6 separate regions of the Mus musculus genome follow, and all the other regions are linked to region 6. A link is a loop called in an ENCODE intact Hi-C map of the cell type or tissue named here. Cell type or tissue: left cerebral cortex. All regions are shown on one strand. Each heading gives the region's core, and the rest is flanking DNA. Links, peaks and the distances in the headings are about the cores only. Region 1 has its middle 170 kb from the start of Gm41000. Region 2 has its middle 29 kb from the start of 1700112M02Rik. Region 3 overlaps Irx4 (Iroquois homeobox 4). Region 4 overlaps Irx2 (Iroquois homeobox 2). Region 5 has its middle 250 kb from the start of Gm41000. Region 6 holds the start of Irx1 (Iroquois homeobox 1).

Region 1 (5,300 bases), core at 671-4,670, 410 kb after region 6:
CATAGACTTTAAGACCTGGGAGTCCAGTTTGAGGCCCCCTTGGTACAGCTCAGTCTTGAGTTTTTCCAACCTTAGAATTTCCTTTCTTGGCAGAGCCCTCTTCCTTCCATGTACTTCCTTATGTGAGGTCAGTACGGGGATTCAGGACATCTCCATGCCATCTCCTGTCCCTAACCTGTCCCTTCCCCCTACACAAGCTTTGGCAGGGCCAGGTAGAGAGCTGGTAGAAATGACAGGATAGGATGGAAACATACCCACTCTGGGGCCAGAACCTCGATTCCTGTCAACTGACCACAGTAGGCACCCTGAGAAATGAGTGTTACTGCACAAAAGTGCCTGTAGAGACACCCATGTCCCAAGTGTGGGTACCCTACCTCAACACCAAGAGTTGCCTTTAGGAAGGTCCTCGTTGCTAGAAAAGAGCAAGATGTCAAGCTCATCGCTCTGCTGCATGCTCTTCTTCCCCCCCCCCCCAAGAGTTGGCCACAATGGTGATGCTTCAGACTTCCCAGTAAGTCTGAATGTACTGCATTGCATGTCGGACCTCAGGTACTGAGGAGCTAATCTACTGTAGAGAAATGGGATAGAAGATCCATACTGGCTTCACAAGACTACCACAACCTACTGGTAGAACCAACCTCACTGCCATTTTTTTGAGTCTCAGGGAAACCATGTTTCTCTATGAGTGGGTTCATACCACCTGTAGTACAAGGATGTGAAAAATGAAGCCCCAGCAAGAGAGCATCACAGCCTCTGCACTGAGATGCCTTCTCTTGTTCCTCTTCCCTCTCAGCAGTGTCTGCTGAGGAAAAGAAAATTCTGAGGTGACCTAAAACTTAACAAAAACCCTGACCTCACAGAGCCCCTGGCACATAGTTCTGCCAGTCACAAAGCCACAGAGCTTCCCACCAGGAAGGCGCACAGATTCCACATTACGGTTATTAATCAGGATCAATCAAGATGAAAGTATATAGTTGGGCTTCGTGTGTCTTATCTAACCATTTTTATTAGATTTTTCTGTAAGATCTATGGCCGTGTCTTATAGTCATTTTGATTAATTGTTCCCATAATTTAAAGATTAATGGTAGTTGCCTGTTAGATGTACACATGGCGACTCCCCGGCAGTTTGCTTGCGTGCCTTTGAGAGCATTCTTTTTTTGTTTATTGAACATGCTCATGCAGGGTCTTTAGAAGTCCATGTTTGAGTACGCACCTCTTAATATGCTGTCAGAGTTGGCTTGTCAGAAGAGAGTGAAAGTTCTCTGTGAGGCCCACAGAAGCTGATCTGAATTCAGCAGTCCTCTGGAGTTTGTCTCAGATGAAAACCAGAAAGGGCCTGGAGCTACCACCTGTGAGGCGTGGAAGGGATCAAGCACCTGACAGCGTGTGATTTATTAATATTTATGTTTAGAAATATTTACATGGAATTGAAAGAAATTCCAGGCAAGTCCCATCAGGACAACGAATCATTATGAAGGACACATAAATCGCAGACGTGAGAAGCGGCTTAATTATAGAGAAAGAGAGAGAGGATGGCCAGTGACCCTGGTTTCCATCAGAGTCACATGGATGGATCCTCTGTCTCAAGTATGTATGTGTTGGGAGGGGGGGTGGTTGTCACATTTTACCTTGCAGCAAGAAAATGGTTTCTATTTTCTTGGGATATAGAGGAAGAACGATCTGGCCCCAGGGATGTGCCTTTTCCTCCAAGATTTTGTATAAAACCCTTGTTGTGATCTCAATATCTGCACTGCAAGTGCTGGTCTCTTATTCAGCTATGCTGCTATCCTTGACCTCCAGAGAGATCAGGGCTGTGGATGACAGAATCCCCTGGCCCCTATTCCCAGGATGCTCTTTGGCTGCTGCAGTGGTAGAGGGTTGAGTCTGACACAGGAAGGTGGAGGGCAGGCAGCTCCTCTCCTCCCACACACCTAGGTGGAAGACTGTGTGGGTGAACCCCTGAGGGGACAGAGAATATCACGGGAAGCTGAGTGGTACTGCAGTGGTGCCAAGAGGCCCAGAGACAGCAAAGACACCTGCCTGTCCTGAGCAAGAGACTTTAGGTCCTTCATGTCCTAGGTCCCTAGAAACCCCTGAGGGCAGACAAGAGCACAGCCAATCCCAGCAAGGCACAGACCCCTGCAAAATCTGTAGGTATGCCTTCTCCCCGGGGCACTGGCACAGCAGGGATTACTCTAGAGTGGGTATACAGGGCCCCGAGGACTGTCAACCTCTGACCACAGAGTGCTGACATGCGAGTCTCCATACCCTTCCCTCTGTCTGTGTTCCTCTCTCTTGCCTTTGCTACATGGAGTGTTCTCTATGGAACAAGTCTTCTCCATAGAACTCCTCTCTGCTGTCCTCTGGCCTAGTTTCTGCAAGAGAAGAAACCAACTCAGTGGCAGCTCCGTCCTAGAGGTCAGAAGCCAGCCCATAGTGTTTCTCAAGGAAGAACTCCAGGCACACTCCAATGATGGCCAGCAGAGGGCACTAGATAGAATTCAGTGCTATCACCCCCCCCCCCTCCATCTACCCCTATGCTGTCACCCATGACAGAGGTGGTAGGCCACCTCCATTCCATGGCAGGAAGCCATGAGGTGATGCCTCTCAGCTATGTGTAGACAGTTATATGGGGCTGGAAGTCTCTTCCCTTCTTTCCTCCCTCTTTCAGGGGTTGGGAGGCCATTTTCCCAGCTTCCTGTGACACCTGAGATGCGCCTGCACATGAGATTTCACCTCCTTAACAACGCTTTAGAAAGAGATATCATCTTCCAGACCAATTCAGTCTGGTAAGTGTATGGCAGATTCCAGCATCCACAGAGAAACTCTCTGATGGCAGAAAGGCAGATTTTCCCCCATTGTTCTTGGAACTTAGATGAGAAGGCAGTCCCTTTCACGGTGTTTATGTATTTTGGTTAATGTCACTCCCTTTATACTGGTAGCCTGAGGCTGTTTCAACAATGAGGCATAGTTTTACAAATTGTGGCAAAAGTTCCCAGAGGTGGCAAGCAACGAGAAGCCAGGCTTTCTATTGCAGTGTGTTCTTACTTGTTAGAAGACCCAGAACCCCAGTCACACATGGTCCCCCAGCAGGGTTCTTTGGGAACTATCAGGGGTCCCACCAGTAGAGTAAACCTGCCAGTCTTTCAGAACTTCTGGCCTGGCCAGCTCCTCTCTTCTCACTTGTCACAGCTCCCTCTTCCCACTCAAGAGTAACTAGACGGCCCTTCCTCCCTTCACACTCTGCCCCGGGCTTGCTCCCAGATAACCGGTGCTGCTGTGAGCACTGATAACCAGAGGGGACTGAGAGCCTTCCCAAAATAGAACCAGGCTCCCAAGCCCTCCGTGTGAGTCACTTGAGGCAAAATCTGCTGCAAAAAGTGGATAATCTCCCTTGCCACCTCACCTGTCAAGGACTCTCAAGAGGGCTGAGCACACTTCCTCCTGAATACCACGTGGCCAAAGAGGCCCTCTGAGTAGCCAGCAGTGGAGCTTTAGAGAACTCTAGGGATGTCCAGCTTAAGAAGCCATTGCTCACCTGTGTCCAACCACAGCAAGGAAAGAGAAAGCCAAGTGTGGAGAGGAGGGCTAGATCAATTTAGTTCTGTTCCCAACGGGAGGTTACAACTTACACATCAAAGTAGCACTGACCTGTTGTGGCTTTCAATGATTCCCAAGAGGTAGATGGCTTCTGCTGTCTGTGGTGGGTCAGCCCTCCTTCAGATATTTGCAAGTCTTACAGTCGCAAAGCTCCTGGCTCCATTTCTCCTCTGCAGGGTCAGGAAGGTAGGTTCCACATGTCTCCTGAGCTGTAGACTCATCCTGAAACTTTGTTCAAATCTTTGTCCTTGACAAGGGAACCAAAGCAAAGGGCAAAATGTGGAAAGCCCTTTGGTCAGAATCAAATGCAGAAGGCTTTATGCCAAATGTTGTCTCGAAGGGACACTTAGGGGCCTCTTCAGCCAGCTTCCTTCTTTCCAGACCTCAAATGGAATTTGGACACTCTGAGGTTTCCATTCGTTAGTCTCCTTTACTGACTGAGTGTGACTAGGAATGGTGACAGGTCTCGTGGGATGAGAGACTCGGGTCCCATCATGGCACACTTCAGCACGTTTTTGTTGTATATCTACAAATGGAGTGCTGTTTTTAACCTGTGGACAGAAGCACAGTGGCTCTCTCTACCTGTGCAGCATGCAGCATGTTTTCTTCTGTTTTTTGGTAACTTGGGGTTCCAGCTCTTCCACCATGCACAATAGGGGTAGCAGGGAAAAGCACCTGTCTTGTTATATGGCTTTGAAGGAATGTCACAGGATTATGGTCATGCATAGATAGGTGTAGGATCATTTCTGACTGAGATAGAAGACCAGGAAAGGATAGAAGACATAGAGAGGTATGATGTCCTATGTGACAGCAAGAAGAAAACTAACAGAGCAGCTTGGCTGGACAGCAGCACCTGAGAAGCAACTGCAGTGATAGATTCTGAAGGGAAAATCTAACCTGTGGACCTTTAAGTGCTCTGAGCAAAGGCAGAGAAGAGCCAGGCAAGCAGTCTGGGGGACTCATGTTTCTTCTGTACCTATTTTGTGCTCTCCCCTACGTGAGGAAGACTAACTGCTTTTCTCACTGCCCTGACAAAATACCTGGAAAATGTGGCTTAAAGAAGACAAGATTTATTTTTGCTTACAGTTCGAGAGTGCAACCCATCAAGGAAGAGAGTCAAGGCAGCAGGTAGTAGCTGGTCACACTGCACCCACATCTGGGAAGCTGAGAGAGAAGAGTGCTGGCCCTCCACACTCCTTTCCCTTATTCTTTAACACAGGACTACCATGTATGCTCCACCCCATATTTCCTGTAGGTTTCTCCTCTCAATTAATCCAATCTAGAAACTCCTTCACAAATATCCTTGTCTGCTAGATGACTCTAGGTCTTGTAAGTTGACAGTGTCAGCCTTGACAGTAAATAAACAAGGTGCCTACAACAGACTGACTTCATTTCCATAAAACAAAACAAAAAGAAAAGACCTCATAAAATTTGTTTTCTAGGCAGGGTAGTGGGCAGAGGCATGAGAGAAGGGAAAGCAGACTGGGTATAAGGAGGGAGTCAGCAAAAATAAAAAATCTAGAACCAGGTTGGAGCCATGTCTTTCAACCTGGTCTGAGGGAGGATTTAAGATGGAAGGGCAGAAGTTTGAATGAAAAGATGAGCTTAATAAACCACAGGAAAATAATCAAAACCCCTTGACAGTGAAGGACACCAGGGATGGGTGTAGTGACAGGTCATATCATGATGAGTCTGTTTGT
Region 2 (5,300 bases), core at 866-4,865, 510 kb before region 6:
AGCAGTCATTTTTTTCCTGACTTACAATCTCACACGTGCTCACAGGGGTCTTTGTCAGAATTCAGGACTTTCATTTCTGGATCCTTTCTGCAATTCATTTAGGATTATTTCACACAGCATATGTAATTTGTTTACACTGTCACATAAAACTCCAAGGATGAAAACACCAAATAGCATTTGCACTTATTCTATGATTGGTGAGGGTCGTGCTACTAGCTTTAGGCTGTTACTGATGCTGCAGAACTCTGTTCTGAACACAGGTTTACATAGAGCAGGGGCACGAACTGTGAGACCTTGAATGGGATAATTAGGTTCTATGAGCTTCTACCCACCACTAATATTTTCCAAAATGGTTACACCATTTTGGGGTAACAACTGAGGGTTTGTGGGCAGATATTCAGCCAAGTTATGTGACAGAAACACTGCTTATTTGTGTAGCGGCACAGCCTTTGGGACATTGCTTTGGGGTACATTTCCCTGAGACCTGTGAGGCCCTGTTCTTCACTTGTTGGCTGCCATACTGCACTGAGACTTCCTGTGAGCTATAGTTAGCTATGACCCTGACTTATTTTGAATCGGACATTCTTTGTTATTCTGCTGAGGGTAAAGAGTGATGTGATGAAGCCTTGTCAAGTCTTGTAGTCTCCTCAGTTTCCCTCTTGGCTTAGTCATGATATCCAATGAGAGGAGGTGTCTCTTTTTGCTTCCCTCTTCTAGCTGAAGAAGAGGAGGAAGAGACCAGTATGCTCTATTCTCTCCAAATGAAGTAGCAATTATTCCTATGAGCTGTGTAAAAAATGTTGAGATACTTTTAAGAAAAATCTTGAACTTGAACAAATAGTCTCTGCATCCAGAGCCTGTCCTTGCCTCTGCCTTACTTACACTGAAGTGGTCATGGCCTCTGAGTCTGATTCTGCAACTGTGTCTTTAAACACCCTTCGTACCTCCCTCAGATAACCTGTACTGCTGACAGAATCTGAGATGGGTGGCTTTTCTCATCATAGCATCTAGAATAGCCTCAATGTATACATGGCAGCACACACTCTTCCTGCAAGAGCTACAGAGGAAGTCAGAACCCTGGGTTTCTTTGCAGACCCTCTTCTCTTTTGCATCTCAGGTACGTATTTACCTACAGAAATCATAACAAAGGCATTGTTTGTCTCAAAAGAATGAGTGTATGGTGAGGGAAATGTAATGTTTGTTTGGATTTTTGCAGACTTTCAGCAGGTCCAAGAACCTGGGGGATTTTTTTTCTTCCTTCTTTTCTTTCCTTCTTCCTTTCTTTCTTTCTTTCTTTTTTTTTTAAAGAACTTCTCTGAGTTTAAAATAGAAAGTCACTTTTACAACTATGAAAAATAGGGTTCCCTGCCTACTAAGGAGCATGATTAAACCTCCTGCAGCTTCCATAAAACACTTTATTTAGCTGCTCTTTGCATTTTGAATGCCGTCATTCTTTAGGGGCATAATTTGTTTGTGGAAAATATATTTTTGCTTTATATTGGGTTTTATACATTGTTTTTTATAGACCTTTAATTGCACGAATTTCTGTACAAATTGGTCGGGGCCTCTGCATATAGTTCTCTCTCTCTCACTAGTTCTCTCTCTCTCTCTCTCTCTCTCTCTCTCTCTCTCTCTCTCTCTCTCTCATTGTTGTCCAGAATCTGTGAACAAACACCACATTTTATTACAAGTCATTCTTGGAACACATGAACTTCTTTTATAATCACACATCTATGAATCTGTATAGGCGGGGCCAGAGAGATGGCTCAGTAGTTAAACATGTCTACTGCTATTGTACAAGCAAGTCCTTCGGTACCCAGAATCCATGTTGAATGGCTCACAACATGGGATGCTGTGCTCCTGGGGCCACACTCTGGCCTCTGGTAAGTACTACCTGCTACAGACAGGAAGCTGTGGGGCAGCAGCTCCTCCCCTCTACAGTGCAAATGCAGGTCTCCACAGTTAGAAGCACTCTTGGCCAGTGCTATCCTGTAGGGAGGTAAGGGAAAGGCCAATTTTCACCCATGGCCTGAAGGGCAGGGGAAAGTGTGAACGTGTGGAGTGAAACACCCATGTCTGCCCTGCACGGTCACAAGAGGCCCATCTCGCCTTACTGCATTGCTCTGATTGGGGCACAGGTCCAGCTTAGATTAAAGGGTGACAAAGGTGCACAGAATTATGTGCTTCAAAGCCCAACAGAACGTGGAAAATCAGTTGGTTCTACTTTTAAATATCTTCCTGTGTCTCTTTGTTTGAGACTGGCTTGAACCTTCCCTCTTGGGACAGGACACTTAGCTGTGTTTTACACACACACACACACACACACACACACACACACACACACCTGCTTTAGCCTGGCTTGCTCAACACTAACAGATTGGTGTGGTAGCATCACGTCTGGCTTTGGGCTCAGAGGCTGGCAAGTTTCTGTTACAAGCATCCACACAGACCACACATTTCTTTGAAACAGCTTCTCCTTTTTGTCTTTCTTGACTGTGAGAACCTGATTTCCGGTTACAAGCCGGGCACAGCTTAGCTGTAGGGTAGTAGAGGCCAGGATCCTGCCTTGTTGGGAGAGCCAACAACCAAGACTTACCTGCTCTGTTTCAGGGACTGCCAGGCATCTGCAAATACTCCCAAAAAATTCTCTAGGAAGGCAGAGGGAGGAGGAGCGCCCGCGTCGGGGCCGCATTTGCGCATGTCGGCCTGTAGGGGGTGCAAGCGCTCCACTGCGGCCCTGCGGACGCCTGCGTGCAGGGTCAGACCCCACGCTGAATAGGCCTTTATCATGGAACAGAGCCGGCTTTCTAAGGATCCAGCCTTTAAGAAAGGGATCAAATCAGCATGCGTTTTGACAGTGTAAGCTGCAGTCTTCAACTCAAAGCCCTGAGCGAGAACTCAGAGAAGGAGGGAGCCCTTCCTCAACCGTGAAATACCGTCCAAATTCCCCAGCGCTGCATCTGCAGGATCATTCCAGTAGATTCCAAGAGCAGTGGCTCCCCAGCCACGCATTCACAAGCCGGCTGCTTTTTGCAAGTGGAGGAAACACAGCCAGAGGCTGCATCTTTGGAAAAGAGCTGCTTCAAGATCTCTGGGAATGTGGGATCGTCCTGTTTTTCATCGGGTCAGAGAGGGAGGGACTGGGTTTTTTTGAGTCCCTACTTAAAATGACTAAGCGAGTTCTCTATGGTGAGAACCCTTTAGAAGGTCCACTGTAAGTCTCCATCCTAGCAAGCCAGCTCAGAAGCTAGAAAGCCATTTTGGGGCCACACCCTGGTCTCCAGAGTGGACTCCCAGGATGCTGGGAGTCTGCAGGGGCAGAGTCCAGGTTCACCTAACGCAAGTGGTCAGTGGTGCGTGGCTGATACCCGCATAAGAGGCCGCTGGCCCGTGGGCCACCTCTGCTCCTCCTGGACCCTCCATTCAGACGCCATTACTCAGCACATTTGAAGAGCGGGTACTTGAATAAGAGCACTTAAGAAAATGAAGGAAGGCTTTATCTACTCTTGTCTCAAATAACCAGGCAGAGGGGATTACCGTTAGAGAGGACGGAACAAAAGCAGAAAAATCATTTGTGGTGATAGAAATGGGAACTTAAGCAAAGACTCTTAACGTATGCTTCTATCAGATCCTCAAATTAACTTTATTGTTAGGAAAGAAAGGAAAAAAAAACCCCACCATTTAAGAACAGCCTTTCCACAGGGAAGTCATGAGGTGGGGGGGTGGATGGGTGGGGGAGGGGGAGTGTGTGTGTGTGGGGGGGGGCACGCAGTCCAAGAGAACGTTTGGAAGCCACTGAGACTGGTACTTGAGACTGAGGGGTAACAGTTTCCCAGCACTAAAGGGGTGTGCTTTGAAGCTGTCTTAGCACTGGGGGATTTTCATGGAGATCATGTAAACATACTGCAAATTTTTATTTTCAGAGTTTTCCAGGTTGTAGTGCCAGAAAGACCTGCACAGCAGCACACTGCTAATACGGTTGCTAAGTGCGCCAGAGCACCTGGATGTTTTGGAAATGTAGATATCAAAGTAAAAGCAAAGACAAAGACGATGGCAAAGTGTAATGTTTTAGGTCGCCTGGTTCCCTTGCTTTCTTCTACTTACTGTAATCTTGTCCATTGGTTTCCGAACAGAGAGATGATTACAGAGGGAAAGCATGGCCTCCAGGATCCCTGTGTTCACAGGGGCTTCTGAGCTCTGATGGCCCGACCAAGGGCTCTCTGCCTACATGTCCACCTTCATAGGAAAATGACCCTGATATCCAGCCACGGACTGACACTGAGAGCCCCGCGCCCCACCACAGAACCTTCTTTATATTTCTCATAATCTACGGAGCATTGATCCTCTGGGGACTCCGTACATCATACTGACATTCTTTTCTCAAGCTAATGGTTTGTTTTATTATCTGAGAAGTGTCTCTGTTGAACTGTTATTTTAACCCCACTGTGACCGTGGAATTGCATTTCATCCAGAAGCCAGCAGAGGCAAAACCCCAGCGACCCGCTGGTTCAGGGTGGACACTGGAAGCACGCCCCAGAGAATGAAAAATAGGTTTGCATCTTCCTGCCAGACTTTCCTAATTCCACCTCTTTCAATCCAGTGTTTAAATACATTTCTGTCCCTTTGAACTCTTCGGTGACTGAGAATAACATGGGTATATCTAGAATGGATTCTCTTGGGAGTTGAAATCGATTTTTAGGTTTCCTTTTTTCTTTTCTTTTTTTTTTTGTTAATTTATTTATTTTATTTTTTTATTGGTTATTTATTGACATTTCAAATGTTATCTCCTTCCCAGTTTCCCATTCACTAAACCTCTATCTCCTCCCCCTCCCCCTGCTTCTATGAGGGTGCTCCCCCACCTGCCTACCCACTCCTACCTCAGCACCCTAGCATGTCCCTACCCTGGGTCATAGAGCCTGTACAGGACCAAGGGCATCCCCTCCCAGTGATGCCTGATAAAGCAATCCTCTGCTACGTATCCAGCTGGAGCCATGGGTGCCCCCATGTGTACTCTTTGGCTGGGTTTTCTAAGCATTAGTCTTTTGACTTGTCTTCATTTTTTTTTTTTTTTTGTTGTTAGTTTGCTCTTTTCATACTTACGTGTTTTTTTGTTTTGTTTTGTTTTTGTTTTGTTTTTTGTTTGTTTGTTTGTTTGTTTGTTTTACCTTAGGAAGACTGAGTATTCAGGTATTCCCTTAGCATCTCAGAATGGATCCTGCCAATATCTAAGGAAGAAGTAGGATTAAACATTCCTTTTTCTGAATTTACCTTCAAATGTATGAAATGTTGTGGTGAGATAT
Region 3 (5,300 bases), core at 481-4,480, 1.3 Mb after region 6:
GCGCCTGGGGACGCCGGCGCGCTCTGCTCTCCAGGTGCTCCGCCTGGAAATGTCTCCATTAGTTGTCGCTTGCTCCCCGCCGGAGCGCGCGCGCCCAGCGGCCGCGCAGAGCCCTAGCGGGCAGCCAGGAGTGGCCCGGCGCCACTGCAGGTAGGCAAGGTCCCCACGCCCGCCCCCTCCCGGGGTTCCGAGACCCCTCCCCCCCTTTCGAGGAGGCGGAGGAGGCAGAGGCTCCGCGCGGCCGCCGAGGGGCGCGGGCGGCGGAGGCGGCGGCGGCAGCGGCGGCGGTGACTCCCCGGTGCGTCCCGGGCTGCGCGCTGCTCCCGGAGGCCCTGGCGCCTAAGCGGCGCGGGCCGGCTCTTTCCTGGCGCAGGTAAGAAATTGTTTCTGCTGCTCAAACTTTGCGAGGATCGCTCTTGCGCCGGAGGGGACAAAGTTTGCTTCTAGCGGATAGAGGCTTTGGAGGTCGCTGCATTTGATGCAAGTTTTTGGTAAGCGGATGGGAAGGACCCGGCATCCGGGTACGGGATGCTCGGGTCCCCGCGGACCGTGTTGGCTTGCGAGGGATAGAACAGCTTGTGCTGTTGGACCCCCTGAGTGCGCTCCTTCCTTCCTTTGGCGGCGCCGAACGAACGAACGTTCCGTGGGGGTGCAGTAGGAGAGCTGAGGAAGAGAGGGCCAGAAAGGAGGGCATTGGGGGAAGCAAACGGGAATTTCAACGCGTGTCCCAGCAGCTCACCCCACTGGCTGAGGAAAGGGAGCAGTGGTTGACTGCTAAAGAATGATCTGAGGCAAGGGGAGGGTGCCCGCACCACGCAGCATCTCTGGCACCTAGGGCGTCTTTCTGAGCCTACACCAGTTGAGTGTCCAAAGTGGACCCAGGCATCCCAAGCTCCGGCCTAGCCTCAGACAAAAAGGCTCTTTCTTGGTGCCTGGCTTCTGTTTTGGCCTTGTGTTGTACTCAACTTCTCTCTGGGATAGAATAAGCTCCCACGGAGCTCTTGGTGTAGCTAAAAAGTGCTCCGAGGATCACTCTGGAGAGCCGGGACTTAGGTGGTGGCAGGAATATCAAGGCCAGATCCGCCTTCCTACAAGCTCTCACCAGTTCTGTGGCCATTATCAACCCTAGACTCCCAATTCTTGGGGCTAACTGCTCCCTGCTCCACCCCTTTGGTATCTGATCAGGCCTTCGGTCTCTGATCTCTTGAAGCCCTCTCCAAAGGTGATCAGTTGCCCACACTGCAGGAAGCCAAGTGGTCTGGCTACTGCTAAATGGTGGTTTATATTTAGGGGCCCTAAGAGTTTCTAGTCACAGCATGAAGCATCTATGCAAGATTGTTTTAGCTGAAGGTCCCTGAGATTCTGGGACTCCTGTCTGTTCTTAGAGAGCCCTGTGCCTCTACTCAAGGCTTGGTCTTTGAAGAAGGCACCCTTATATCTGCAGCAAGGATGGCCTGAAGAATATCTCATTTGGTAAGAGAGCTTCAGCCAGGTAGCAGTTTGTCAGCAAGATGTCGAGGTGGGTGCTGGCCAGTAGCAGGACTGGCCAGTAGGGACTGAGTGAAGACAGAATAGTTCAGTGGAGTCCTGACTAGCCCCTGCATGGGGTAGATGAGGTGTGGAATGTGAGTCTGCATCTTCGGGGACACAGTGGAGTCCAGTGCTCCTGGCTCCTAGGCCCAGGCCCAGGGACAGGGTAACTAGGGATAACAACAACATCTGGAGCCTGGAAGCTCTGACTGGAAGGCAGACCAGAATGCTGCTGCATTGAGGACCCAAGGAACACCCTGAGACTCCTTCCCCAGAGAGGGACTCCAGCTACCATACAGGAGTCCACTAAGGAGAAAAGTGGAAATCCTCAGGATTAACATTCCAAACCCAACCCCAGGAGTCCAGGGGAAGAAAACTGAGAATGTTCATTCTGGGTGCACTGCTTGCTGCCAGCTGAGTGCCACACACAGGCCTGGTCTTCCTTCTCCTTCCCAACCAGTCTGTGCTTACCACAGAGTCCCCAAAGCCTGGGCCTCAGGAACGAAGGGACAAAAAGGCCCCTCACTGAGGTACACCAGTCTACTGCTGGGTTCCTGCTTCCTACGTTCCTCTACCTCCATTTACAGAGCCCCTCCTCTGCCTGCGCTTCATCGTCAAAAGAAAGCAAGTTGTTTGTAAACAATAAATAATGAAAGTAGTCGTCGTCGGATGTTCAGCCAAAGCCTCAGTAAAGCCTGAAAACTGAAAGAAGCTAGAAGCGGGTTGGGGGAGGGGAAGAAGCAGGAAGAGGGAGAGGCTGAGATTCATTTCTACTCGAGAAGCCCCGGTGGCTAGTTTCTTATTATTTACAGGGAGGAGGTATTAGCAATTCAGGTGAGAAAGAAATAAACACAGCTTGCCATGAAATCAATACAGAATTCAAAAACAATTATTAATGTCATTCGACTCGTGTTCTTTATATATATCTCTCCCGGCTACCAACGCTAAACTGCCTGAATAATTTGCATGGGGCAGCTATTCATTATTTGCGATGGTTTCCTTCTTTGCAAGCAGTTCGGACGTGGCCGGCTGCGGTCCAGCGCGATCGGAGAACTCGTATTTTCATCTGTAAATTAAAGCAATTACGCAGCAGATATTATATGATGTGTACTGCGGTCTCCAGATAGTCATCCATCACTTTCAACCAAGCTGTCAGGGCCGGCAGATTTCGTTTCTGGGAGGCAGCCTTGCAGCTGGGGAGAGGGCGCGAACGTCATCATTAATTAGAGGGTGGCCCTGGGGCGATTCGCAGGTCTGAACCCAGGAATCTTTAGGAGCAAGTCTGCACAGCTCCGCGATGAGCGGCTCTGCTGCTGGCGGAGCGCGAAAGGCTGGCCTGGCAGGCCAAAAGAAGTAGGGGCGAGCCAGGCTCTGGGAAGATCGCGGCATGAAAGCCCTGAGAATTCGGGGTGCCCTGGTACACCAAACTCCGCGCACAGACCGCTCATCTCCGCTTTGACCTCGGGGCAATATCTCAGGGCCCAGATTAGCGCAAGAAGTCTTGAGAGGCTACTGGGCCTCTCTCGCAGAGCACCTTACACTCCGGGCTAGAAGCTATGTGAAGCAGACCAAAGGGTGCCAGGACTAGGCGCCCAACGCCCCTTTCCCTGCACCTAACCCTGCTGCTCCCTAGGATCAAGGAGCCTACGGGAAGAGCCCCGGGCCTAGTTTGGAAATGTGCTCTTCCCAGCGAGCAGCGGCGTCTGGCAGTCTCTGTCTTAGCCTTGGGATGCGGAAGGCCACAGAGGGCGACCAGAAGAGGGAGGGGAGAGGAAATGAAGTGAAGCCAGACGGAGCAGTGGCATGACCTGGAGTGAAGGGGGAGGGGCAGTTTCCAGGGACAGTGAGCTGCCCAGAATGGCACACTCAACCGGTAATAGACCCGGGAAGCCCCGCAGTACCTGGCTTCACCGATCCTGAAAGTGCAGGACTCCAGGGAGGGCGTGGGAGACATGCACACACATCTGAAATTACGTCGCCATCTGAATGCGGGCTCTCCTGTGGTGGCAGTTGGTTCTAAAACTCTGCTTGGTGCAGAGTAGAAACTGCTGAGAGGCATTGCTGAGATTCTTCTAAATCTAGGTGGTGAAGAAGTGTGCAGAGGCACGCTGTCCCATTCTCAGCGCGAGGGGCCCGCCGGGTTTGCAGGGCCCATGTCCTTCCTCCCTGGGCGCAATGCAGCGAGGGCAGCGGGCGGCTGCAGCCAGCGCCCGGCTAATTTAACTGTTGATTACATCTTCACTGAAGACTCACTCGTGTGTCCCTTCATAGGTCTCATTTGTAATTGAGACTAATGATTACAGTGGGGTGTGAAGGAGCAGCTGCTCGTTAATTAATTTCTAATTAAAAGTGCCTTCCGTCCTCCGTGACTAAGGAGAAACACCGTTCGTCGGGGCGATATTGACTCCTTGGATGGAGTTCATTTGTTAAAGCTCGATGGCCCTCAGCCCTGCTATCGCAGACATGGATCGTCTGTGCCCCGCCCGGCCAGCATCCCTGTGACCTGTCTGAGGCCAGGCCAAGCCACAGAGTGGGCTGACGTCAACGCTTCTGTCGCTTAAAGCCGCGCACATCTGACTTGACAGACTCAGTTTTTTGTTTTGTTTTGTTTTTGTTGTTGCTGTTGCTGTTCTGTTTTGCAAAATATGTATTTCTATCATCGCAGCGAGGCCAGTCGGTCCCAGAGCCCTGTGAAGTGTTCAGACTTGGAAACTAAGAGAATCGCTAAGAGAAAGGTCACTCACTTACTTACCTGGTTAGGAAAGTTTGAGCAGCATATGGGTGAACTAACCACCTCTTGCTCTGTCCTCCCAGAGCCTAGGATCCTACAACTCCGGAGCAGTGCCCACGCTGTGCACAGGACCCCAACGGCCCCTCAGACCTTCTTAGGCCGCACCCGCCATGTCCTACCCGCAGTTTGGATACCCCTATTCCTCTGCTCCTCAGGTAAAGGGACTCCTACAACGGTCTGACAACGGGGATGGGAGAGGGAAGAGCCACCACTAGATGTCATTTCCCACATAAGCATGTCCTTGACTGGCTGGCCCTTATACTGAACAAACATGACTTGTGTGGAAGGAGGATTAGGGGAGCTAGTAAAATCCTGTTAGTGGATCTGAATTCCCTCTTGTTTAACCCTTCAAACTGTACCCTGGGGGACCCTAGCAAACACTTGGGCCAGACATGCTTGTTGAGAAGGCACACAGGACCTTGGAATTCCCATGGAGGATTTGAAAAGCTGGCTGGACCCCCACACGTGGCCAAAGAAAGTGAGGCCTAAGCGTGGCCAAAGAAAGCGGCTGATGGGGGAAAAATTCATGTCTGTCATAGGTAGCAGGAGGCCCCTAGAGACACGTGAGGTCCTTGAGGGTCCAGCGCCCTAGTCTCTGTCCCCTTGCCCACTCTACGATTCCTCCCACCACAGTTCCTGATGACCACCAACTCCCTGAGCACGTGCTGCGAGTCGGGCGGCCGCACACTGGCTGATTCCGGGCCTGCAGCCTCGGCACAGGCGCCCGTCTACTGCCCTGTCTACGAGAGCCGGCTGCTGGCCACTGCACGCCACGAACTCAATTCTGCCGCCGCGCTCGGCGTCTACGGGAGCCCCTATGGCAGCTCGCAGGGCTATGGCAACTACGTGACCTATGGCTCTGAGGCATCTGCTTTCTACTCTCTGGTAAGGGGACAAATACCCTCCCACCATCCCAAGCCCCGCCCCGCCCCGCCCCGCCCCGTACCTTGAGTTTGCTAAGTGTACTTCCGCCCCTGGC
Region 4 (5,300 bases), core at 598-4,597, 670 kb after region 6:
TGGCCATTATCACCAAGATGACCCTCACGCAGGTCTCCACCTGGTTCGCCAACGCGCGCCGACGTCTCAAGAAGGAGAACAAAATGACCTGGGCCCCAAGGAACAAAAGCGAGGATGAGGACGAGGACGAGGGAGATGCTTCCAGAAGCAAGGAGGAGAGTTCAGACAAGGCACAGGATGGCACAGAGACCTCTGCGGAGGACGAAGGTGAGCGGGGCAGCGGTCAGTGCGAAGGCTCAGGGAGCTTTCTTCCCAGGCGGGCAGTGGTAAGGGCGGACACTACGCACCTGTCACGCGGGGTCCCGGGCCTAGAAAATGGATTTGGGTTGGAGAGTCCCCGGGCTCTGTAGAGATGCTGGGCCGCATTTAATGCTGCCTCGGGGTGAGGTGCAGGGTCGTGGGAAGGCCGGTGCTGAATGTTGGGAGGATGGGGGTGCGGGTGCCCCTGCTGGCCCAGCTTTTCGCCCACCGTATCGCGTCCCCTCAGGGATCAGTCTACACGTCGACTCGCTCACGGACCACTCGTGCTCAGCGGAGTCAGATGGGGAAAAATTGCCCTGCCGCGCCGGGGATGCCTTGTGCGAATCAGGCTCAGAGTGTAAGGACAAGTTTGAGGACCTGGAGGACGAGGAGGACGAGGAAGACGAGTGCGAGCGGGACCTGGCGCCACCCAAGCCCGTAACCTCCTCGCCTCTCACCGGCGTGGAGGCACCCCTGCTGAGCCCGGCGCCCGAAGCCGCGCCGCGCGGTGGCAGCGGTGGCAAGACGCCCCTAGGCAGCCGGACGTCGCCAGGAGCGCCGCCGCCCGCCAGCAAACCCAAGCTGTGGTCGCTGGCCGAGATAGCCACGTCGGACCTCAAGCAACCAAGCTTGGGCCCGGGTTGCGGGCCTCCGGGGCTGCCTGCTGCCGCCGCGCCTGCCTCGACTGGGGCCCCTCCGGGAGGCTCGCCCTACTCTGCTTCGCCCCTGCTGGGCCGCCACCTCTATTACACGTCCCCTTTCTATGGCAACTACACAAACTACGGGAACTTAAACGCAGCGCTGCAAGGCCAGGGCCTTCTGCGGTACAATACCGCGGCCTCCTCACCAGGCGAGACACTGCACGCCATGCCCAAGGCGGCCAGCGACACGGGCAAGGCGGGCTCGCATTCACTGGAGTCCCACTACAGGCCTCCGGGCGGCGGCTACGAGCCCAAGAAAGGTAGGCTGCCTGAGGCCCGCGGGGAGGGATTCTGGTAGTCAGAACTAGCCAGAAACCTGGGAAAGGGCGCCGGGAATGTGAGACCTTTGGACCAACTTAGCCTCTTGTCAGACCCAGAATTTGGGAGGCCAGTGTGGGGAGACCCGTTGAAGAGTGAAGGCAAAAAGGGCTAGCCCTCCTTTTTCGGTCTATCCTGCTTTATTTACTCTTTATTTAATTTACTGTTAATATTATCAAGTAACTATTTTGTTTTGGCAAACTTACTGGCAGGAAGTGTGATCTGTGCTTGTCTCCCTGGTGGGTGTAGTCTTTCTTCTGTGGTGTTGGTTAAAAATGGAGCTTAGTGGGATTCTGTCTGCCTTTGGCTCAAGGAAAGCACAGGTTCCTGGGAACTCTCGGAGGCCTAATTTTCTTACACTACCTCCATTGTTTCTAACTCTGCATCCCCGAGACTGGGGCTCGAGGAGAGGAAGAAAGGAAGGAGAAGGAGGGAGCATAAATAACGTGGATCTTAGATGCCCCGGGAGTATGTGTCCCTTGCAGGGATAAGAGCTGGGAGGTGCTTAGCTGCCAGGGGCTGTAGCCTGTCCTCACTAACTGCCCCTCCCCTGACAGATACCAGTGAGGGCTGTGCAGTTGTTGGTGCAGGCGTCCAGACCTACCTATAGGAGGGCCAAGGTCAGCAGTGCAAGTAAGTGGGTTCCCTCTGCATCCTCTAGCCCCCAAGTCCTTGTCCTGTGCAGTGTGGTGTGGTTTTGCTGGAGAATAGAGTATTGGCTTTCTTCTAGCCTCTTTGCCTTCTGTGTTATAGTTTTTTTTTCTTTTCTGCTCAAGTCCTGCTTTGTAGAATCACTTCTCTAAACAGAACACACACACACACACACACAACCACTGTGTTGTTGGTTGATGATGGTGGTTTCAAAGATTTGGGCATCTCTGTGTGCTTCAAAACTCTTTTAGACACATAAAGGACACCTTGTCTGATGAGTGAGTTGTGCAGAAAAGTGGGTATTTTGCCTGAAATGGATATTGCTTTCAGAATAAGACTAAAAAGACACCAGCAGGCCTGGTCTTTCATGGGCCTGCTACTTGGTGTTCAGTATCCACATGGACACTGTGGACTCTAGTTCTAGCCCAGAGCTGTTACAAAAATTTAAAACTAGACAACATTACTAGTTCTAGCCACTAAAGATGGCAAAGAGGCAGAGCCAGTAGACACAAGCTTGAATGTTGTGATGTGTTGACATGGAACTGAAGAATTTGGGATAATTTGGTCTTTTCCTTGGTCCACAGGTAGGTGTCACAATTGCTTTGGAAAAAAAAGTCAGGAGGCTATTCTCCCTTCCCAAGTTCATAAATACACAGATACAAACCCCAGATGTGGAAACCCGGACCACATTTTGTGCCACTGTATAAGAGGATGCACACTGCACTGCCAACCCACAGACTCTAAGGACTGGACACACGTTGTTTGGGCATATGAGAACTTGTTGTCATAGTATAGCTTCCCTATGTTTGTGTGACTTTTGGAAACAATCTGTTTTTTCTCAGGATATCCTCATCACTTCATTGCCACGGTATATATTCTATAGGTGTGATAGGACTTGCTGTAAAATTTATTTGTAAAAAAAAATGTACACGGTAGAACTAACGTGATTGAAGAACTTGAGTCCTTCAGAAGTGGAAACAAATTTGATATTTATTTTTATAATGATATAAAGCTTCTAGTAATTTATGCAAGTTGTATTGCAATGAAATCTAAAACTTTTGTAAATAAATTCTGCCTGGTTTTTATTTGAACATTGCTGGTTATACAATCTCTGTTGGTTGTTTAACATCAGTTCTCCTATTAATTTATATCTAAAACTGTAAATAAAAACAGACGCGCCTACAAGAAAATGGTGTTTGGGGCTCATTTTTACTGGAGACCCATTTGGGTAGAAGCTCCAGCGGTAGCCCTGGTTCCTGCCCCAAAGGTGGTCCTACCTCACCTTTTAAGTGAAGAGCCAGTGAAATAAACGTCCTTCTTGAGCTTATTTGAAAAACTGCAGACCTGAGAGAAATTAATGTACAACAGGGAGATACCTACGGTTCCAGTTTATTCACATAGAAATGTGTTTCCAGAAAGTAATTCAGGTTTTTTTTTGTTCTCTGAATATGCAAATCCCTACTTAGTGTAAATTTCTAAAACATGGAAGAAAACAAAATAAAAGGATATGCCACCTCTCTGCTTTTCATCTTCTTTTGTGGTGCTGGATCGGGTCCTCCCACTGATACTGGAGAGTCCTCCCCCAGGGAATGACTGATGGGGACACTTGTTTTCCTCAGCCTGCAGTATCTCAGTTGACATAGATCAAGCACATTTACTGAAGAACCCTTTACTTTTTCTTTCTGTTCAGCTCCCACTAACAGGAGGGGGCGGGAAGTTAGATTCTTTACTGTGGCACTCTGCTTACCCTTACCCTCAGGGAAAAGAAAAGTTTAAACATCCTCAGACATTGTCTCTTTATTGTCTACTCACCTCCTAATTACAGGACCAGCCTGGAATTTGCAGCCAAATAGCCCAGCCCCTTTGATTAGTATCATAAAAGCAACCACTCTGTCACTTCAGCTTTTCTCAAATTATGTAGATACCCATATAATAAAATTTCGGTGAAGAAACGAACAATCATTTATTTCCTCTGCAAAGATAAATTGAGTGAATATAACTTACGTTTATAAAGCAAGAATAATGGCTCCTTAGATTGCCCTTTAATCAATCATACACTTATTTTTCAAGAGGCTCACCTATTTCATCCCATGATTAATAACAGTGCGGCAGGGGAGCGTTATTGGAGCCCAGCGGGGGAGGTCTCTGGTGCTTTGGGCTGCTCTGGAATGGTCAGTTGGGGTTCATTATGGGCTGAGATTGAACGATTTATAAAATCTTGTCTAAACATCTGCCAGCTCCGATAGGCTGATGTGGCTGAGGATGGGAAATTGTAGGCCAGTTGCTATTGACAAAAGGATCTCTCTCCAGTGGCTTTTTGTGCCATAGAAATTAGTGGCCTCTTGCTGGGGTCTTGTTAGAAAGGGTATTGGAAAGTCATCTGAGGTACTTGAAGCAAAGCCCCAGCAGGCTGGCCTGGGGAGGCACTAAGTCGGGTGCCTATGGAGGGGGAAATGAAGGCCGCTTGGGCTTTAGGGATGGGTTTGAAATGCATGGGCACTCAGGGTTCAGACCTAAAGTCAGTTTCTGGTATCTGGTATGAGATACTTTTCTCTCCTCCCCTCCCTGCCTCCCTGGGTTGGGAATGGAGATGTTTTGAGCTGAGCTCTTGAGGTAAAAAGAGAAGATTATATATATATATGCAAATTAATTAATTCAACAGAGACCCTTGCTAGTCTGGGAGATTCCTGGGTTGGGGAGTCAGAGGGTAGTCTCGTTGTCTTTTTGTTGTTTGTTTCAGTTTCTTAGGATTTGCAGAGATAACCATCTCTCCTTCCAGATCCACTTTATGCTGCAGTACAGCAGTAACAAATGGCCTGGCCCTCCTGGCCCTTCTCTATTGGTGTAGGCCATGTTCACAAATCAGCAGAGAACTAAAAGGGCAGAGTGGCAGTATCTCTGTCACATGTAACGTTGTGACTTGAGTCTTTTGAAAATTTTAGGAGGGAGGTAGGAAAATTAACAAGATCTAACAAACAAAATGCCCAAGATAACTCTAATGAACAGGCATCATTTTAGGCAGAAGTTTGGCTATAGTGTGACTGCCAAGCCCAAATGTCCTTCTTGCATGTGCCCAGAATTAGAAAGCTGGCAGTGTGACCAAAGTGGATCTCAGGAAATTTTTCTTACCTGGACTTACTGGGTCCCTTTTGCAGCAAAAGGGCTCCAGACCTTCACCCGGTTCCAGAAGGCTGGCGTGTTTTGTTTCTCTCTGTGACATCCCAGAGGCCTCAGGAGATTAGCCAAAGCTAATGAAGCTGCTTTGATGTTTATATGCCCAACAAATTATCAGAGATTTCCATAGCTTACCCACCTCCCTCCCGACCTGAATATCTTACTGGAGAACTTGATTTTTAAATAAGCTCGAGGAACATAAAATTGCAGGTGTGT
Region 5 (5,300 bases), core at 875-4,874, 320 kb after region 6:
CTTGTGTCCTTGTGTTGTGGTTAAGAACATGAGATCAGGACTCAGGGTTGTGAGTGACTGAGGAGCCATAAAACAGACCCCAAAGCACACATTGCCTGGGATTGCTGAAAATCCCAGGCCAGGGATGGCTTCAGGTTGGGTACAGTGAGTTGGTGGGAGACCTATCCAGGTTTCGTTTTTTCTGACCGGGTGGATAACCACTGTACGCCTCTCCTGCAGCAATCCCCTCCACTGGAATGAGACCTTCCAGAGAGACAATGTGCTTCTTTGAATTGACTCAAGTCTGGGAAGGAGGAACACACCTGGGTTCCATGACCTCCAATCACTTCCAAGAGTTAGGGTTAGGCCATGTTCTCTGAGTATGGAGTAATCAACACACGACCAGAAGACTCTATTGACAGAGGAAAGGGAAAATATCCACAAGGCCTGTCTCCTTCCTCACAAAAGGGACACCCACAAGTGGTAAAAGATTCTATGTAAAGATACTGGAGCCACAGTAGACTTTTGCCTTCAGAGGAAGCTGCATCTTTTGCTTGCTGGTTCTTCAGGTGAGGGACAGGTGATGTGAGATCCTGTGCCTCTTAGAGTAGACACAAGCAATGGGCCTGTCTATCCAGATCTTGGTCTTATTGTACACATAGGCAATAAAACCTGACAAAGGTGATGAGATACTTTCACATAGAGCCAAGGTCTCACTACTAGCAGATCTTCCTGATCACTGAGACATTTGCATAAAGAAGTTTGACTCATAACATAAAGCACCCTGGTCTGTCCTGGGTAGCAATTCTGTGGCCATGAACATTGCCCAGTAGATTGTCAATCAGGTGCCACAATTGTCCTTGGAGGAACAAGCATAAGACTAAGGCTGAGACATGTCTTGGAGTAGATGCTAAGACAAGCAGCTAGGGATGGGCACAGGACACAGCTGCGTGATAAGGCCCTGAGATATTTTGTACTAGGAGAGGTGTGGTTGTTTGAATAAGAACAACCTCCTAGGGTCATATATTTGAATGCTTAGTCATCAGGGAGTGGTACTACTTGAGAAGGATTCGGAGGTGTGGCCTTGTTGGAGGAGTTTCTTCACTGTGGGGATGGCCTTTGAGGTTCAAAGGCCCAGGCCAGGTCCAGAGGCTCTGTCCTCCTGCTGCCTGAGGATCCTGATATAGAACACTCAGCTCCTTCTCAAGCACTATGTCTGCCTGAATGCTGCTGTGCTCCCCCCACCACGATGATAATGGACTACATGTCTGAACCTGTCAGCCAGCCCCAATTAAATGTTTCCTTGACAGGAGTCGTTGTGATCACGGTCATTTCACAGCAATAGAACAGTGACCAAGACAAAGAGCAAGAGTCAGCAGAGAACCACGTCTTAAGGATGGCCCCTGCCATGCCCTCCTCCCCTGGTCTTTCTGGCTTCAGCCCAGTGGTCTGCAGTGGCTCAGGAGATTCATAGTGTGCTCCTTGCCCTGCAGATCCAGGACTCCTCAGCCCTGATCTTCTGGCTCCCTTGGAGCTATCAGGAAGATGCTCAGTTTCTCATCAGGGGATCTGCAAAATTCTCATCCTAAGGATTTTGCTTTAAACTGTAACATGGTCTTAAAACAATCAGGTGACAACTGTGCCTCTTTTCTCTCAGGAGTGTACAAGATTAATTTTATAAAATCAAATTCATTTTATGTTGTTATGGTTTTTTTTCCTGCTTTTTTTTAAAAAATGTATCTCAGTGTAACATTAGTTTGTATGCCAGTGTATTTGAGATGAATGCATCCTCACAGGAGACAGAAAACACTACACCAAGATGTTTCTAAAAGGACAGCACAGGGGCCCCGTGTGCTGTTTACAGCAACTAAGACAGAGGAGGCGCCTGACACAGCTATTTATTGAGTGATAGTAAATGTAAACCACAATATTAAATTAAGGTGAAATTGCAGTTGGTAGGATTAGAAAGACAAAAGCTGTGTTATCAAAGCCATAATTATTTAAAACTTGATTCCACCATAAATCCAGGACTCTTATGCAGAGGCAGCTTTCCGTGGGTCTCACCCCTCCTGTGGAGTCTGGCCAGCGCCATTTAGAGTCCTTTGTCTGGAGGATGACAATCCATCCTCATCAAAATCACACTCACAAAACCGAGACAATTAAACATCTCTCTGTACAAGTGTCTCAGAATGTCACGTACACACTCCTACGAAGGCCTGTCCTCTATGACCAAAGAGAGCAACCCGTGTGAACCAGAGGAAGGGAACAGAATTGTTAAGCAACCCTTTGCATTTTAAGCAACACTTAATTAGAAACACACTTTAACCACCAAAATGATAAAAATCCAAGAGATTAAAATTTGAGTGTCAATTATCATAAAATTCATCATTGTAATTCTTATTAAAACTCACTGTTTAGATAGGTAATGATTTTATAATATGCCAATTTGCATAAGGAGCCTTGAGATGGCTTATTATTTCGATTCCACACAATTACAATGCCAGCCCCATACATCAGAGCTCTCAGCAATGTAAAACCATGGCGCTAATTAATAAGCCATTTACTGACTGCAGCTAGTTACCGCGGTCCTGCAGCTGACCTCGAGAAGACGAGCCATCTCTGAAGTGCCTGTGTGTAACTACAAACATAATGGCGTGCCAGGAGGGAATCATTAAAAATAATTTACACAAGCCTTCATTTACAAGATCTTTTGATAGCACGCTTCCCCGGTGTTTAGATCCGCAGTGCAACCCCGACCATTTGGGAAGGGCCAAGCGGGGGAGTGAAGGAGGGTACCTAAGTGGTTAATTAAGAGCCATTCGGACGCCACAAGAGTCCCCTGAAAAATCCCTCTGATGTCTGCTGTGTCAAATGTCTCTCACAGGAAAAGCCACCAGGGGCAGCAGCCATCGAGGGCTAATTACTGGGGACAGGAGCAGCTGAGAATGGTCGTCATGGGGCTCCTGCCCAGAGCACCCAAAGCTCAGAATTGAGCGCAGCAATCTTTTGTGTGGCTGGACTGGCAGGTGAGCCATGAAGAGGGCTTGGAACAAGCAGGTACCTGGACCAGTGGCTGGGAGTGCTTCCTACCATCCATCCCTGCCCAGCCCATGAAGCCTGGAGCTGGGCACATGCCTGCCGGGAGCACACTAGCACCCAGAAAGCAGCCTAAAGAGCACAGACTCCCTCCGTCCGTCCTTTCTTAAAGGAAATCAAGAGGCCACAGTAACAAGCATTTTTAAACCTCCTATCTCAGCAGAGAAAAACAGCCAAGTGCTCAAGTATTTCACTGGGTAGGGGAGGAGGAGCTATAAGGAATATTAGCATATAAAACATTTCTTCAAGACTTCTATGACTTAACATTTGAGGAAGCAGGAATATTAGCAGAATTCACAGATCGTTGAGAGAAAGTTTTAAGAGCAGAACACAGGATGAAGAGATGATGTGGTTAGACAAATCTAAAATGATCTGCCTTAGAAAAACAGACCAATCTAAAGCTCATATTAAAAAGATGGCATGGGGGGGGGGGTGAGAATGGAAGCCCTGAGCCTTGAGAATAAGCAGACAACAGTAAGCAGGAACCAGGACCTAGACAAGTTTGCCATGTGAGAACCGAACATCCTCACCCTCTTTTTAACATAGCTCAAAGCACCTGTCCCCACCATATTTGGTTCAAGAAATTACTTTTAAAAAAATATATTTTTTCCTCTGATTTGAGGTAAATGTTGGACTCGAAATGGTGCTGATGCGAAAGGTTAATAAACACACAAGGGTTTGGTGGCAAGGCTGTGGGCAATCTACCTCAGCACTGGGGGTCCTAGCCATGCATTCAAAAGCAACATATTTGTCACAACCAAGGAAACCCAGGTCTCTTGAGCCTTTTATGGTAAGGAAATAAAAGACATGTTGTTCCCGTCTTTAAATAAATGGGTGTGAGTTTCCCATGCTGAACTCAAAGGCCCGGCTGCCCTGAATGCGCGAGAGGTTTATGCATGTCGTGAACTGCTGAGAATGCTGTGCAGGGATGAGTTCAGACACTTAACTGCAGAACTTTTATTGTAATCCCAGTCTTTTAACACTGGCTTTTGCCATGGAGAAGAGCTTCGAACATAAAGCATCCTTTGAAGTCCAGACAGTAGCAAGACAAAAGGCGAAGAGACAAAAATCAGCCTGAGGATGGGTGCTAGCAGAGCCTCCCTTTTGGGGAGCGTTTCCTGCGTGCCCCTCCCTCCCGCAAGGCCTGCTGGGTGCGATAGGTATGATTATTTCTTATCAGCGTGTGTATGGATGATTGGAGGTTAGCTATATGTCTGCCTGAAGCAAGGCAGAGCTACCTAGGGCAAGATCGCACCTAGCTTTGTGGAATCAGGTACAGCTAATGCCGAGAAGAGGAGACGCCATGCATCCCAAGATGCTCTTGGTTGAGTGCTGCCTCCCAACCCACAGGAGAACCAAACTGCATGGGCAGCCATGAGCGTAGCGTTTGTGACACGCTCTAATTGACACCAGTCTTTTCTGGCATCTGCCTCCCAGCATTCTCCTTGAGAGAGAAAGGTGGGTCCCAGGTGGGCACACAGCAAACTTCTTGATGCAAGAAAACCCGGTAGAAGTCACTTCACACACCTGACTGGCTTGCGGCACCCAAAAACAGAAGCAAATGGCGTGCTGATTAAGAGTAATGCAAACAAGAAATGGAAACTTAGATATTAGAAGCCGTGTCAGCTCATATGAATAATTTTAATTAAGATGATTCCCAAACCAGTGGTACCCTTAAGCCATGTGTCCTCGGAGAAAAAGACGTTCACAATTTTAAAAGTTACGTAATGTTTGCTTCAAAAACCAAATAAAATATTCAACACACTAAAGGTTTCCCTTCAATCCTATCCTCCTGCTCTTTCGCATTTGTGGTTAAAATTTTATTTTCAAGCTGTTTGAGAAACAGTATCAAAAGCTCTTGCAGGTCATATGGCTAGCAGCACCCCGGGAAGGTCATCATATCTGTAACCCATGTACACTGAACCCCTTTTTGGGCATTTTTAATTATACAGAAAAAAACATTATTTAATGTGTAACATAGCAGTCTGTGGAAGCCCAGGCAAAATGAGAGTGATGATTCTCTTAATTCACTGAGGACCTTACAGTTGGGAAAGGTCAGTTTGCTAATGGTCAGTGTATTTTTAACAATTATTACTCATTACATCCTCAAGTATGAAAGCAAAATGAAGACGACCTGGCACAGAGACACTCAGATCTGCATTTGTATGGCCCAGAAGGAAATTCCACACAGATGTGCAATACTCACATAAAAATAGATAAATAAA
Region 6 (5,300 bases), core at 883-4,882:
AAAAAAGTTACTAAAAGCTTATTTCTTTGGCTAATTAGTTTAGCGATCGAGGCCGCGCCTAAGAGGCTTCTTTGGCCCGAATTCGTTTGTGCCTCGCCATTGTAAAATGTACATTTCGTTTTTCAAGATTATTTTAGTTGTAATCGTAAAGTAGAAATTCGGCCTCGTCTCTGCTGGGAATTGTTTTTGAAAGGGCACCTTGTAAATCTCTCATCGCTCCCGGGGCATATTGGCTGTCCGAACAAAATGGGGGTTGATCTTCCTGGTTGGGAAGCATCCGAAAGGCAACTGGCTGGCCGGACCACTGAGAAATAGGCTTTCTTTCTAAACTACAAGAAAAGTTCGGAAAATCGCGCTAGCCGCTTTGCTTCTGCACAGTTGGAGGCCAACCTTTTAAAGGAGTCTGGTCTGGTCTGTTTTGCCAGAGACTGGATAATTCAGGGTTCTTGGAAATTGCTCTATCCAGAAGATAGCAGGGCAGCAGGGGGCTGCCTTCCAAAAACCAGTGCCCGCCTCGCAATTTGCTAGCGGCCTCAAGTTTAAGCAGCCCGACCTTTCCGTTAAACCAAGGAAAAGTGATCATTCGGAAGGACAGACAGGCCAATACTCCTGTGGAGAATTAAATTTAAACACACACCCCCATCTGACACCCACTGGGACAGGAGATCGGAGAGCACCATTTATTTTAAGCTCTGGGACACTGTTCCTTTAACTCTCCCTTATGTAACACGGGAAGAAAAGTGCTTTTCTTTCGGCTCAAATGAAAAGTTTGGCAACTTACGAAAGTAAAGGCAAACACCGTTTCGGAAGCCAGAATTTATGTCAACTTAGTATTTCTTAGCCCCGATTCCTATGGTCCCTACACACTCCATTAAGAGACCTCTCTGCTCTGCTGATGTCTATTGTTTGTTGGGATGTTTTTGATCGACTCCGCTAGGTTTAACCGGTTCCTTTTGGCAAAGTCTAGGGCAACTATCTCTGCTCTGCCAAAGAGGGAGAAGGAAGGTCTTCTGGGCCCAAGGGAAAGCTCTTGCGGCGCTCAGGCGAGGCCGGCCGCCAGGTTAGGGCAGTGTTAGTAAAGCGGCCCTGGCTGAGGGGGCCCGGCGGGCCTGCCCTGTCGCACTGGAGGAGCCTGGCGGTTTTGCCCGGGACCTCCAGAGCCTGCCGCGGTCTCAGGCCTTCTCTGGAGGCTTCTCTCCACTAGCGCGCAACCCGCTTTTCGACTCCGGTCTCCAACCTCCCAAGACCACAGTGGTCACTGCCTGGGCCTCTGGGCACTCCCGAGTCCCCAGGGAAAGAGGTCTCCGCCACCGGATTCCCTCTGCAGGACCCTTCTCGTTCCTTTCCCAGACACTGCCTGCGGATCCTCTGTTTCTCTGTTGGGCCAGCCGCTCCCGATGTCCCCAGGCGCGGTGATCTCCCGTGGGTGCGGGCCAGGAGGACGCGCGGGAGGCGGGAGCACTCACCATCTGCGAGAAGAGGCTGAGGTCCGCGGCATAGGGCAAGAAGGCGCTGTAGTTGGGTGCGCCCGCGTACGGTCCCGCCGCGGCATACATGCCTAGCACCGAGGTGACCGCGGCCGCTCCCGCGCCCGCTCCCAGCTCCGCAGTCCCGGGACGGCCCGACGAGGCGGCGGCCGCAGCAGCCGCGGCCGCAGCCAGCACCCCAGGGCGCTCTCCACCATAGGCGCCCGGGCCCGCGGCGCTTAGGTATTGCGGGTAGCCCAGCTGCGGGAAGGACATGTCCGCGGGCTCGGTGGTGGCGGAGGGCAACACTAACTGCGCGGGCAAGAAGACCGGCTGGCGATCCGAGGAGGCGCGACTCGGGGGCTGCGGGCCGCGGGCCGGGCGCGCTCCGGCCGGCCCGGGGGCGGGGGCCGCTCGCTGTTCCTCGGCCCAGTGCTCGCTGGCGGCGCCCGGCTCCCGGCTGCGCCCGTATCCGAGATCGCGCGCCGACTGCGGCGGCCGCCCTCCGCTCGGCGGCGGGGCTCTCAGACACAATTTGAAGTTGATGCTTTGATTGGCATCCCCTTGAGCACAGGCCCCGCCCCTGGCTCCCCTCCCGCCCCCTCCCTGCCTCCAGCCCGCCCTCGCTGGCCGCTCCCGCCCCTCACGGCGAGCACGTGGTGCCCCGCGCCCGCCGGGCCACCTCCTCCTCCGGTGGGCGCGCACGGCCCGTCTGCTGGTGTGGGTCCGGAGGCCGCAGGCTCCTTCCCAACCAGCCCCCGCGGCTTTTGACAACCTGTCGACACCGGTTTACAGCTGTCTGACACCCGGTTTTGCAACGGAGATCTGTTCCCCCATCCCCTTTTAACAAAAGCAACTCGGGGATTGCGTTTCTACAGCTGGGGTGGCAGGGAAAGAGGCCTGGGGCCAGGGGACAGTCTATAGCGAACAGCCTTTCCTCTGTGGCTGGCTCTGCAGCACCTCCATGGGACATATTTGGCTGAAGTGTTCAGATAAATCTACGCGTGGCTTGACACCTCGGATACAGGGTGCGTCGTCTCTCTGGCCCCACTTGGTATCAACAGATACTCTGGAAATTGCTGCCCCCCCCCCCTTGCACTTGGAGAATCGGGTTGTGGCCGGCCGCGCTCTGTCAGCTTCTCCAAATATAAAAACTTTTAAAATGGGCAAGCCAGCTGAGAGGTCGCTGCCTAGCGGAGGAGAGCTCCTAGAGGGTGGGGGAAAGAATTGTAGGAGGGGAAGGACCTTCGCAAGGTAAAAGAACTGGCAAATCTTGCCCACAGTCATCTACCACCCTCTTCCAGTTTGGGAGAAGCCTGAAAGGCCTGGGCTCCTGCGTTTGTCCACTAGGTGTGCAGACGCGGAGAGTCAACACGAGTGGAGCTCAGGTACCTGAGGTGGCGCTGCGACTAGCCAGTCCAACAGGACAGGACAGCCGCCAGTCCCCTGTCTTTGAGTCTCCCACGACACCCCCCCCCCCCATCCCCGCCCAATTCCTATCTCAAACGCTGGGAAAATAAGAACCAGGCAATTTGAAAGCCAGGGGCCTGGCTGCTCTGTTCTCAGGGCAGACTTGAAATGCTCATTCCTCTCTCCTCTCTCAATCAGTGCGGCTGACCAGAGAAAGATGCTTCTGCTCATGGTGCCCTAGATTGGTATTGGAAGTGCAGAACCAAAATGTCCAGAGACTCCTAGTGCCTCGTTTCTTGCTGCTGTCTATAATGTGGCAGAGGCTTGAGTGTGTCACATCACACGGTGCTGGTGGAGCTTCACCTTCAGGGTCTAATTTCAGACTCAGAGAATTAAGGGGTACAGTGACAGGTTTGACAGAGAGCCCCAACATGCATACTGGAATGCTGCTGTCCAGGGCCATTGGGACCCTGGACACCAGCTAAGGCACACTTGCTTGCCTGGTGTCTCCTGCAACATCAGGAAGTCCTCACTTATAGGTCTTGAAATCAGATACTAAACCTTGCCTGTAATTAGGCACAATACAGCTCTTAAAAGTAGTTACTAATTACTAGTGGGAAAATCAGGTAATCTTCATTTTCTCTGCTCTGGGTTGGATCTTCTCACTTAATCAGGCTGTTTCCTCCATCTGACCCTGCCTACTTCATGACCCCAACACCCCTTGGAATGTCAGGACCTGCTTTCCTGCTTGGATTTAGTCTGGAGGGTACCCCAAGGGAACCCCCAGAGTTCTAGCTTCTGAAGCTCCTAATTGTGACCTCTTCTTGGTTCCCAGCTATTCAGTCATCTTGTAACCAGAATCTTGGGACCCTTATCTTACATCCTCCAAACAAACAAACCACTGCAGGGAAGTTCTGGAGAAGAGCGGTCTGACCATTGTTCTGGCTCAGTGAACCCAGGACTCACTTCAGATGACAGGTAAATTCAGGAAAGATAAGCCCTGAGCTGTTACCTCAGAGAAGGAGGGAGGAAGTCAGTCCAAATACATCTCCCTACCAGTATGTAGTGGCAGAGGGGTTACCGCTTGTCATTACTCCCACAACTGTCTGCTTGAGTTGCAGGTGTTGGGCCTCCTGCCTTAGGTCTATTAGACTTATTTGGAAAGGGTTTGGGAAAGAATTGAGAATTGGGGACACTTTGTCCTCACACCCACTGGCCCACCATTGCTACTTCTCGCTCTATGTAGGTCTCCTGCACCAAAGACAGGAAATGGGTGGAAACTGCAAGATAATTCCAGAGGATCCAGCTGGGCAATTTTGGTAACTTCCCTTGAGGACTGGGTAGCAGCAAGGGTGTGGACTCAGTTGGGGAGGTGTGGGCAAGTTGGCTGTTCTTTGCCACACATCAGGGATGCAAGAAAGATACCTGAGCTTAAACCCAGTTCTGGAAGGTGCTAGCGGAGACTATGGGTCCTTCTCTCTTTCTCAGTGGCTCCTAACCCCAAGCTTGAACCTCTAGGGGTGGGGAGCAACAGGGAGGTGTAGAGAGCAATGTGAGGAACAAAGGAGAGTCATAAAATGACCCACAAACCTGCAGCTGGTGGGGATACCCTAGCAGAAGCAGAAACTCCTGTCTCTAACTGCTGAGAAGCAGCCCCTTTGCCCAATATTTAACATACAGTGAAAACTTGGGATCAAGATGTTGATGGCTCCTGTAATATGCCAGAAGAAGTGATCCAGGTCTGTCTGGAAACTCTATAGGAGTCTTGAGTTAACAACCTTGTGGGGGGGGGGGCACACTTCATTGCCAGTTTTGGACAGAGTGGAGCAATACAGAATAAGGAGTCCTCTGTGAAGGTCATGGAGTTTGCTTACCCACACCACCATAACCCATGGATCCCTCCACCAGGAATATCTTCTGAACCATAAGCAGCCTTCCCTGCATGGGGATAGTGAGAGACTCTGCCAAGAGAGTATTTCCTAGGAGTCAACCCAGGGACTGTCAAGGAAAAGCAAGCAGTAGAAATTCAGACCTAGGAATCTGTAAAAGGTGGGCCAAGCCTCTACCTAGTGGACTCCCTGGTCAGGTCTGGTAGCCCCAAAGCTGTGAAACAAGCACAAAGCTAAGGACTGCTGGGACTCTCTGGCAGGTCAACTGAACTTGGGCTCCACCCTTTTGAGGCAGAAGTGAATGTTTGTGGAACAAGGAGGAGAAGATGGGCACTCACTGGGGAAGAGGGAGTGAGGGTGGGAGCTCTTAAGGTTTACCCCAGGATCAAGTTGGTTTTTAAGGGGATCTTAAGGTATGACGGAAGCTTGTTCTTTGGGGACACTTTTCTACAGGAGAGAACGTTGGGTTTTAGTGCTGCCTTCCCAGAGTCTTATTGTTGGTGGGTAGTCTCTGCTTCCTCTCACTGCCCTTCTC

What was found. A loop is a pair of places that touch in the nucleus more often than their neighbours do. Peaks named below come from ENCODE experiments on the same cell type or tissue, not always from the same donor. Only the 100,000 strongest peaks of a DNase experiment are listed, where the experiment ranks them.
Region 1: it touches region 6 in a loop (2.2-fold over the local background); 2 of 42 quality-filtered maps call a loop at or near these places.
Region 2: a loop joins it to region 6, with 5 times the contacts of the local background. A loop is called at or near these places in 17 of 42 quality-filtered maps.
Region 3: a loop joins it to region 6, with 5 times the contacts of the local background. A loop is called at or near these places in 9 of 42 quality-filtered maps.
Region 4: a loop joins it to region 6, with 11 times the contacts of the local background. A loop is called at or near these places in 20 of 42 quality-filtered maps.
Region 5: it touches region 6 in a loop (5-fold over the local background); 7 of 42 quality-filtered maps call a loop at or near these places.

The regions. Positions count from the first base shown.
Region 1 is chr13:72,367,854-72,373,153 of GRCm38, forward strand. No RefSeq gene overlaps it. Among named protein-coding and RNA genes, the nearest start is that of Gm41000, 170 kb to the right of the region's middle. In left cerebral cortex, for the core only: a CTCF peak has its summit at 2,467 (motif pointing right); no DNase peak of the experiment used is centred there.
Region 2 is chr13:71,455,872-71,461,171 of GRCm38, forward strand. No RefSeq gene overlaps it. Among named protein-coding and RNA genes, the nearest start is that of 1700112M02Rik, 29 kb to the right of the region's middle. In left cerebral cortex, for the core only: a CTCF peak has its summit at 2,720 (motif pointing right); a DNase peak (open chromatin) is centred at 2,850.
Region 3 is chr13:73,260,504-73,265,803 of GRCm38, forward strand. It overlaps Irx4 (Iroquois homeobox 4), which reads left to right. Exons shown (of 6, transcript NM_018885.2): 1 at 1-373; 2 at 4,345-4,476; 3 at 4,955-5,206. The coding sequence starts at 4,432. Among named protein-coding and RNA genes, the nearest start is that of Irx4, 2.7 kb to the left of the region's middle. In left cerebral cortex, for the core only: no CTCF peak of the experiment used is centred there; no DNase peak of the experiment used is centred there.
Region 4 is chr13:72,630,770-72,636,069 of GRCm38, forward strand. Irx2 (Iroquois homeobox 2) reads left to right here. Exons shown (of 5, transcript NM_010574.4): 2 at 1-207; 3 at 488-1,201; 4 at 1,817-1,892; 5 at 2,495-3,427. The coding sequence ends at 1,869. Among named protein-coding and RNA genes, the nearest start is that of Irx2, 4.6 kb to the left of the region's middle. In left cerebral cortex, for the core only: a CTCF peak has its summit at 2,508; DNase peaks (open chromatin) are centred at 1,052 and 1,196.
Region 5 is chr13:72,286,412-72,291,711 of GRCm38, forward strand. No RefSeq gene overlaps it. Among named protein-coding and RNA genes, the nearest start is that of Gm41000, 250 kb to the right of the region's middle. In left cerebral cortex, for the core only: a CTCF peak has its summit at 2,877; no DNase peak of the experiment used is centred there.
Region 6 is chr13:71,961,747-71,967,046 of GRCm38, forward strand. It overlaps Irx1 (Iroquois homeobox 1), which reads right to left and starts at 1,977. Exons shown (of 4, transcript NM_010573.2): 1 at 1,467-1,977. The coding sequence starts at 1,742. In left cerebral cortex, for the core only: a CTCF peak has its summit at 2,822; a DNase peak (open chromatin) is centred at 967.